Linked DNA regions of Homo sapiens: region 2 is linked to region 1. A link is a contact called in ENCODE Hi-C or POLR2A ChIA-PET data. All regions are on one chromosome and are shown on one strand. Each heading gives the region's core, a stretch centred on a gene start or an enhancer-like site at or near the end of the contact. The rest is flanking DNA. Distances are from core to core; before and after follow the strand shown.

Evidence for each region. Hi-C counts contacts between places; a loop is a spot of excess contacts on that map. ChIA-PET counts read pairs that join two places held with the same protein, here RNA polymerase II (POLR2A). Pooled maps may share reads with other maps.
Region 2: a pooled map shows a loop between it and region 1 (7-fold over the local background). The contact joins the enhancer-like site here to the promoter of FHIP1A in region 1. A Hi-C loop is called at or near these places in 1 of 168 maps with a recorded cell type or tissue (heart right ventricle), 1 of 37 single-sample maps with no recorded cell type and 6 of 50 pooled maps. POLR2A ChIA-PET finds 5 or more read pairs at or near these places in 2 of 52 experiments (H1 and MCF 10A).

What each region holds. Positions count from the first base shown.
Region 1 is chr4:151,407,400-151,411,141 of GRCh38, forward strand. FHIP1A (FHF complex subunit HOOK interacting protein 1A) reads left to right here and starts at 1,777. Exons shown (of 14, transcript NM_001109977.3): 1 at 1,777-2,066. FHIP1A-DT (FHIP1A divergent transcript) reads right to left here and starts at 1,493. Exons shown (of 3, transcript NR_183963.1): 1 at 1-1,493. RefSeq lists enhancers at 207-516, 348-1,047, 1,048-1,747 and silencers at 974-1,446, 1,567-1,736.
Region 2 is chr4:151,572,034-151,575,775 of GRCh38, forward strand. All of the region lies in intron 4 of FHIP1A (FHF complex subunit HOOK interacting protein 1A), which reads left to right. Among named protein-coding and RNA genes, the nearest start is that of FHIP1A, 160 kb to the left of the region's middle. Within about 2 kb of position 2,023, at least 3 of the 41 ENCODE cell types and tissues checked have a DNase peak (open chromatin) inside an H3K27ac peak, as active enhancers do.

The DNA.
Region 1 (3,742 bases), core at 527-3,026:
CTCTGCTGTGTCCTCAACCCCTAGAAGCGTGCCTAGCATGCAAAAGGCACTCAGTATATATTTGTTGAGTAAATGAATGCTTCCCCCACCTTCCAACTGTTAGAGCAGGCCAAGGGGACCTGTTGTGCAGAACTTCACAGCTTTCTACTCTGAGCTCTATCTTCCTTGTTCTTCCCCAGCTTTTACTTAGGAGCCACTTCTTGACTGAGCTTGTCACAGGTGAAAGGCTGATGAATCTGGAGAGATACTTGTGGCAAGTACCCGGTGTTCCTGCAGTCATCCACAAGCGCAGCAGTGGTGGTAGACAGCTAGAGAAGAAAGTGTAAAGTTTGCATCCTCCAATTATCACGGTTGCAAGACAGAACTTGAAACTAGATACACCTGATTTTGGTTATCTCTGGATGCCATTCACCGAGAATGAAGGGAAGAAGATACTTCCTCCAAAGGAGAATCTGATGAGGCGCCAGCAGGCTGCTGCTGCGGTGGAAACTGCCACATCCGCTTTTGCAAACTGGTGTGGCCCCAGCTGCTTGGACTGAGGCTCAACGCAGGTTTCAGCCACTTCAACCACAGGGCTACGAACATGCCAAGAGAGCCACTAACCAAGTTTCTCATTCCTCCTCTGAGATTTAAAGTCCATCACTTCGCGACTCAAACACGCAAGAGGCGTGGGAGACGGAGGAATGGGGAAGCGAGGCGGCGCTGCCCACCTTGGCAATGGCACAGCCGCGGTCTCTGATGCAAAGGCAGGCGGCCGCGCAGGGCCGGGCCTGGGTGGGAAGGCTGGGCTCTGGGAAGGATGTCGGGGCACCCGGCAGTGCCCAAAGCCACCATCTCAAGCGTGATAGTGGGAAAATGGATGCTGCACCTGCTCTCTCATCTTGCGGGGAATCGTGATTTGGGGAAGTTTCACCTTTGTTGCAGAACTGCCCACATTAGAGCCTTCATTTCTTGGGAAGGGGTTGGCGGGAGTTGCCAGTGAAATGTGTGACACACACACGCGCCACATACTCCCCAAACCCACAGACGACTCCAGTAACGCTCTAGTTACCCTTAAAAAGTAAAACAGAACAAATCAGCAGGCCCCCTCCCTCCATCCTGGCACTTCATTAATGTCGGCCAAGGCCACATTTCCCCTGCCCACTGCAGGGAGTCTGTCAGGAGAACAACAGGCGAACGTTTGCCTCACTTGACTCAGCTCTCTTGGGGCGGTATCAGCATTTTAAAATTCACACCTAAAGGAAGGAGTCAGCAAAGGAAAGCAGAGCTGGGCCGGGGCGCCGGTGGCCGCCGTCAAACCTTTGGGAAGCAAGAAATCCGAAACGCCCGTGACGTGCGGCGTTGTCCGACTCCTTCCACTAGGCAGAACCCGAGAGACGAGCCTTTGGCGGGACGGTGAACGATTGTGCTGTGTACGGCGGTGTGCGTGCGTGAGTAAAGAGTGTGTAGCTCCGGCCAAACGCTAGCCCCCAAGGGCGCGAGTGCTACACTGCGCCCAGCTCAAGTTTCTGTGGAAACTTTCCCTCAGAGGCTCCTCCTCCTTCACCTTGGAAACCGGCGCGGGCCGTGCGGCGCGGCACTGCCTAAGTCCCCGGCGCACCTGGCGGCGGCGTGTCCCAGCGGCAGAGGCGGGGCCGGCGGCGGCGGGGGCGGGGCCGGGGCGCGCTCCCCGAGGCCTCCAGGCAGGTTGGGCCCCACCCCCGCCCCTGCCCCGCCCCGGCCCCCGCCCCCGCCCCCGCCCCCCCCGCGCTCACTAGGGAGAGGCTGGGGGGAGGCAGTGACCCACGCGCCTCAGCCCGCGGCTGACGCACCTTCGAAAAGTTGCGCTCCGACCTTCTCACGACCTACATTCTTCCCGGGCACTCCTGAGTTTGAGCCGGGCCTGGAGGACCTGGGCCAAGACTTTCGAGCGGCGGCCGCCCGAGGTGCGAGGAGCCAGCCCGGCTTTCCTCACTGGGTCCCGCGCAGGCGTCCCCGGGACCGCAGAGCAAACTTTCTGGACTATCTGAGGACACTTGTCCAGCGAGCCCCACTGCTCGGGGAGGAGGAGCCACGGCCGGGGACAGGTAGGTGCTGTGCTGGCCGGAGATTTGCGCTTGAGGGATTCTTTTATTTTAGAGGGTTGAAGGAGGAGGGAGAGTCGAAATGTCCCTTCTCTGCATCCGCCAACTGGGCAGGGGGTGCGGGCATTGGGCTGAGGGAGCAGGCATTGGGCTGGGGGCCGGCTGGGGATGTTCCAAACGAGGTCGCTGCGTCGGGCGGGGGCGCAGGGGGGAGGAGGTGACTTCTAGGGTTTCGGGCTCCGGGACGGGGCGTAACGCGGTGACTGACCCTGGGAGAGAGAGAGCCAGCTTGTTTTGACGAAGGAATATGTCATTAGGGCCCTCCATCCCATTCCTTGGTCCCAGGGTCCTCTGGGAGGCACAGGAAAAGGCAAAGAGATGTGGAGTTCAGGTTTCCCCTGTAAATCAACTTGCTTACACAGGAGACAGAGGCGGTGCCCCTCTGAGGTTTGCAGCCCTTTCCTGGTGTAAGGACTTACTGGTTAGGTAGCTGTTGCTCAATTTCGTAAATTCTGTGATGAAACTGCGTTCAAGTCGTGGTTATTATTGATAGTGTGTATGTGTTTGTGTTTCCTCTGGCTCAACAAAGGTCCCTTGTTAACTCCGCTTCTGCTAGGGAGTGGGAAGAACTACCTTGGTGTCTTATTTCAGGCCTGGTCAGAGCGAGGTGTTGGTGCAGGCGGCGGTAGCCTTGTTGGCTTGGGACTTTGGGAATCACATGAGCAGGTCTAGTGAATTAGTGTCCCAGCCTCCTGGACCCACCCATTCACAGCAGATCTAGCTTCCACTATTCAGCAGATGCTGCAGCCCCAGCTATCCAGGGACAGGGAAACCCCCCTGAAGGGAAAGAGCCAAATGTTGAGAAGGAGAGACAGCTTTCAGGAGGAGGAGTAAACAATGCCTAACAATTGTTGCTTCCCTATAGATTGGGCTTGCTCCCTTGGCTTCTCTGGAAGGGCTGTGCTATCAAATTCATCTCATTAGGAAGTCAGCTGCTCCCTGCTAATAGTCATAGCAGCCCTGATGAAATTATATAGGTCATTGAAAAATAATTCCTGCTTAATTACCTTTATCCTGTTGATTAATGAGAGGGAAGATTTCCTCTCCTTAATGTATTATGCCTGCTTGTCAGGGTCACCTGCCTGACCTCAAGTTCACTTGTACACCTGGCACTAGGCAGGATGCTGTCCCCGAAGCTGTCCACATGTAGTGAACCACAGCTGAAGTCCACGTTTGGAGAACTTCAAAGGTCTTCTTTGGACCGAAATTGAGCAGGATATTTAGTCCATAAATTTACTCTTTAATACAGTATACTTGTTGGCTTTAGGTAACTTTTCGCATAATTAAAGGTTGATATCTTTTTAGTTCCAGTTAATCCCTTTCCGCAGAGCTCATAAGAATTATGTCCATGCCTGTCTTGAAATAAATTAAGTTTGGGGTCCTATTTATCATTTGTCCTGTAGGACAAGGAACAGGATTAAACTGTGTAGGGTGGCTGGAAAGGGGCAGAGAAACTGGACATCACTGAAGTGGATTCAGAGAGTGATTGAGAGTGGTCTAAAAATTTAGGTCCAACTGCCCAGCTACCTTTTTTCTTGGCTCTCATATAAAGACATTGTGTAGGACTTTTAATGGAGGACTTGAAGACTAGAAATAAAAGGAGTGTTTTATTTTTACAT
Region 2 (3,742 bases), core at 773-3,272, 160 kb after region 1:
ACCATCTCTACTAAAATACAAAAGTTAGCCAGGTGTGGTGGCACATGCCTGTAATCCCAGCTACTTGGGAGGCTGAGGCAGGAGACTTGCTTGAACCCAGGAGGCAGAGGTTGCAGTGAGCTGAGATTGCACCATTGCACTCCAGCCTGGGTGACAGAGCGAGACTCCATCTCAAAAAATAAAAATTAAAATAGAAATACAATGCTTGAGCATGTTGAAATGTCAGCAGCTCTCTTACTGTGTGCTTGGTGGTAAGTTTGATTTTTGCTGTGGTTGAAATTAGTGTTCTTTGAAATATTATTATTTGGATCATTACTCATAAGGCCTTTCCATAACTGTTTTATCCAAGATTTAGGCAAGCCTCTGGAGCTCAGGGCTGGAGCTGACATTAAAAAACTGGTGTTAAGTGAATACGTATTATAAAGCTGTTATCTTAATATAAAAAGAAGTGACTTGGTAGAGGTCTCCCTGTGGAAACAGATGCACAAGGAACACTTCATACTGAAAGACACAGCTGTTAAGTAATGAACAAGGACTGTATGGAAACTTTTGTGTAGTTATTTGGTACATTAAGTGGAATTTGGCTTTAGATGGCTAAATCTTGCCCTTCAGTGTGTTGGAAAATATTGCATAGTAACTTGTTTTTTTCCACAATGCCACCTTATTTTAGCATTCCAAAGGATTTGGAAGTATGGGTTTTACACATATGACTTTCTTAAAATAACTAGGCTCTAACTTTGGTAGCATAAATAATTACCTACTGATACATGCATGTATGTAAGACATAGAATAATATTAAGTGGAATCAAAGCTAGTCTCCTGAGAGAGAAACACTTGTGTTTATCCTGAAGGGTAATCATTTGTAGCTGACATACAATTAAGTGATTTATGTAGAGCCTTCATTTTGAAAGCATTTGCACTTCCTGTTTAGAATTTGTGGCCATTTGAAATTCAGGCCAATTATCATTGGGTCACAGGGGCCATCATAAGGGATAAGGATAGGAGTATCTGATACTACTTAGTGAAAGAAATACGCTATTTATTAATCTTATTTAGCCCCAGTAATTCTCACATTTTTAAGTCAAATGGCTTTGAAATTAGGTTAAATTTAGCTCTATAAATTCGATATTTTTAAGAGCATTGTTCACACTGTTGATTTTTATGTGTTTCTTTCTTTTTGGAATTGTGATACTTTACATTTAGGATCAATATGTGATCAAGGCTAATGATGCATCCAAACACACACACACACACACACACATACACACACACACATGTCTGCGTTTCTTAAAGTTTGTAGATCAACAAATGTCTAGCTATGATCCGCAAAACGTTTAAGTTGCTATTTCTGATTTCAGCTGGTTTACTTAATTAATGAGCGTGGGCTTTATAAGGTGTTGAGGTGTTGATTAGTTTTTTAAATGGTATTTTCAGCCTAACAAAGTAAATTTGTTTTATAATTTGGAAATATTTGCAAAGTATATTTTGGTTGCTTTCATTCTTTTACCTGCTGAGATCCCTCTGGCCCCATTAATTTTGTTTTTTTTCTCCTGAGCTGAATCCCTGAGACTGTCTAGATAGCTGAGAAGAAGCCAGGTATGGGAAATGAGTCAAGGTTGAGAGTATAAGACAGCTGGTAATCAGGAGTAGACCAGGCCGGGGGAGCCACTGTGAGCAGCATGAAATCGTGGCATCCATAGCACTGGAAGGTAAAAGTTGGTATGTGGGTGGAACTCTCAGCAAGCAGAAATCAGGGACACAGAAATATTGGAGTTTGATGGGAGTGATATGAAAAGAGGGCACAAAAGGAAAAAATAAGGAAAAGTCCAGGTCACATCAGAGATCAGTTTATAGAAACTGAAAGAACTATGACACTATTGGAGTGACAAACTTGGGACATTGGGACAGAAGTTCTTTGGCATTTCAGTGCAAATTGTGCTCTAGTCAAGAAGCTTCTTAGGCATTCCCTGCCAACATAGGAACCAGTCCCAAGGTTGGGCCACCAGAGCCCGCTTGTAAAAGCAGGTCATGGGTGTGTCTGCCTGGAAAGGAAAAGGAGGTAGCCTGGGAAGGTCCTAAGGAGAGAGGTTAAGGACATGTGGCAACACAAGCATAATCAGCACTTTGCTGAGCCTTGTGTGTTCCATGACTCACATACATTGGTTATAACACACCCATCTTCCAGGCAGTAAAACCAGTGGGTTAGAGCTGGGTCTTCAATGTGTCTGCTCCATCTGAAGGCAGTATAAGGGAACTACTATAAAGAGGGTAAAGATGCTTCAGTTTAAAAGCTGCTAAACAGTTTGCATTCTGTATAAAAATCTTAGTTCTCTTTTTAAAGTTTTTCATAGCAAAAAGAGGTCTGTTTGTAAAGGATTGAATTGGAATAAATAATATAAATGAAAGTTAATGAGAAAAATACAATTTATGGTTATGTAAATAGACTTTTGCTGTATCTTTCATATTTGCATGCACATATATTGTATATATAAAATATAAATACATATGCATATTTATAAATTTATATTGCTTAGAAATTGCTGAGTCTTAAGAGATCTCTAATTGTTAATTGTTTTAAACTCAATGGTTTGGTCTTTTTTGGGCATTAGTACATGATTACTTTGTCTACCTTTGTTTTTATTTAAATTATGAAATTAGGTAAACTTACAGGAAGGAATAACTAATTAACCTTAAAATCTCATTTATATCTCTTTAGACTCAATCATATATCTACTTGGCAATGTATTTGCTTTTTAACTTACATTTTAATGATATAAAACGAATTTACTTAGTATTTATTTTTGATGGGTCTATTGTATGGTGATATAACATATTTTGATTCTAATTCTCTTATTCTTGACCATTTGAGTCAATAGTATTTTTTTTTTCATTATTGGAAAATTGAACATTTTTTAGCAAATTATTTTTGGGTTGTTTCCTTGGGGCATTTTCCCCAAAGTCAGATTAACAAGTCAAAGGGCAGGAACAATTTTATAGCTCCTATTACATATTGCCATATTGTTTTCCAGAAAGATTGAGCTAATTTGCCACTCCACCATCAATGTATAAAGCACAGCCCCAGTTTTAGATAGTTTAGACAGTCTGGGCACACATGAAAAGTATAATTACATTTTTACCCTGAGGCCTAGCTGTAAAGATAGCTCTCCTAAGTAAACTCAATATATGGACTTTGAAATTATAGAACTGATAAGGCATGAATTTTGTTCTTCAGAATGTGGAGGCTTGAAGTTAGGGACTTTTGGGGCTGGACCATGTGTGGTGTGGAGGTAGAGGGTCCCTTTGGACCAGTGTGGTACTGTGATTGCATTCTATTGAGATGTTGGTAAGGCCCAGAACAAAGGGATGGGAGAGAACCAGGTCCCAGTGTTGCTGCTGCTAGGAAGGTCACCAGGTGCAAGGAATCCTGGAGGGCTTGGTGGAGGTTGTAGGATAGTGGGTGCACTTTGGAGTCAGGCATGCAGCAAAGAAGAGGATGTCTAGTGGCTGTCTTGTGGCCACTAGTCAGTGGGCCAGGTACTCCCTGGGTAGGGGCTAGCCAAAGGCCTTCCTTATTAAAAATGTCAACTTAAGGGTGTTAGGGTGATTTTTTTGCCTTTGTGACACAGCATTATCAACTTTATAATGGAAGTCAATAGAGATTATACTTTCTGTGGAAATTCTTTTATTCTGTAAGGATGGACTTGCCTGGTCTATAACGATTTTTTTCCCTGTTTCTGACAAG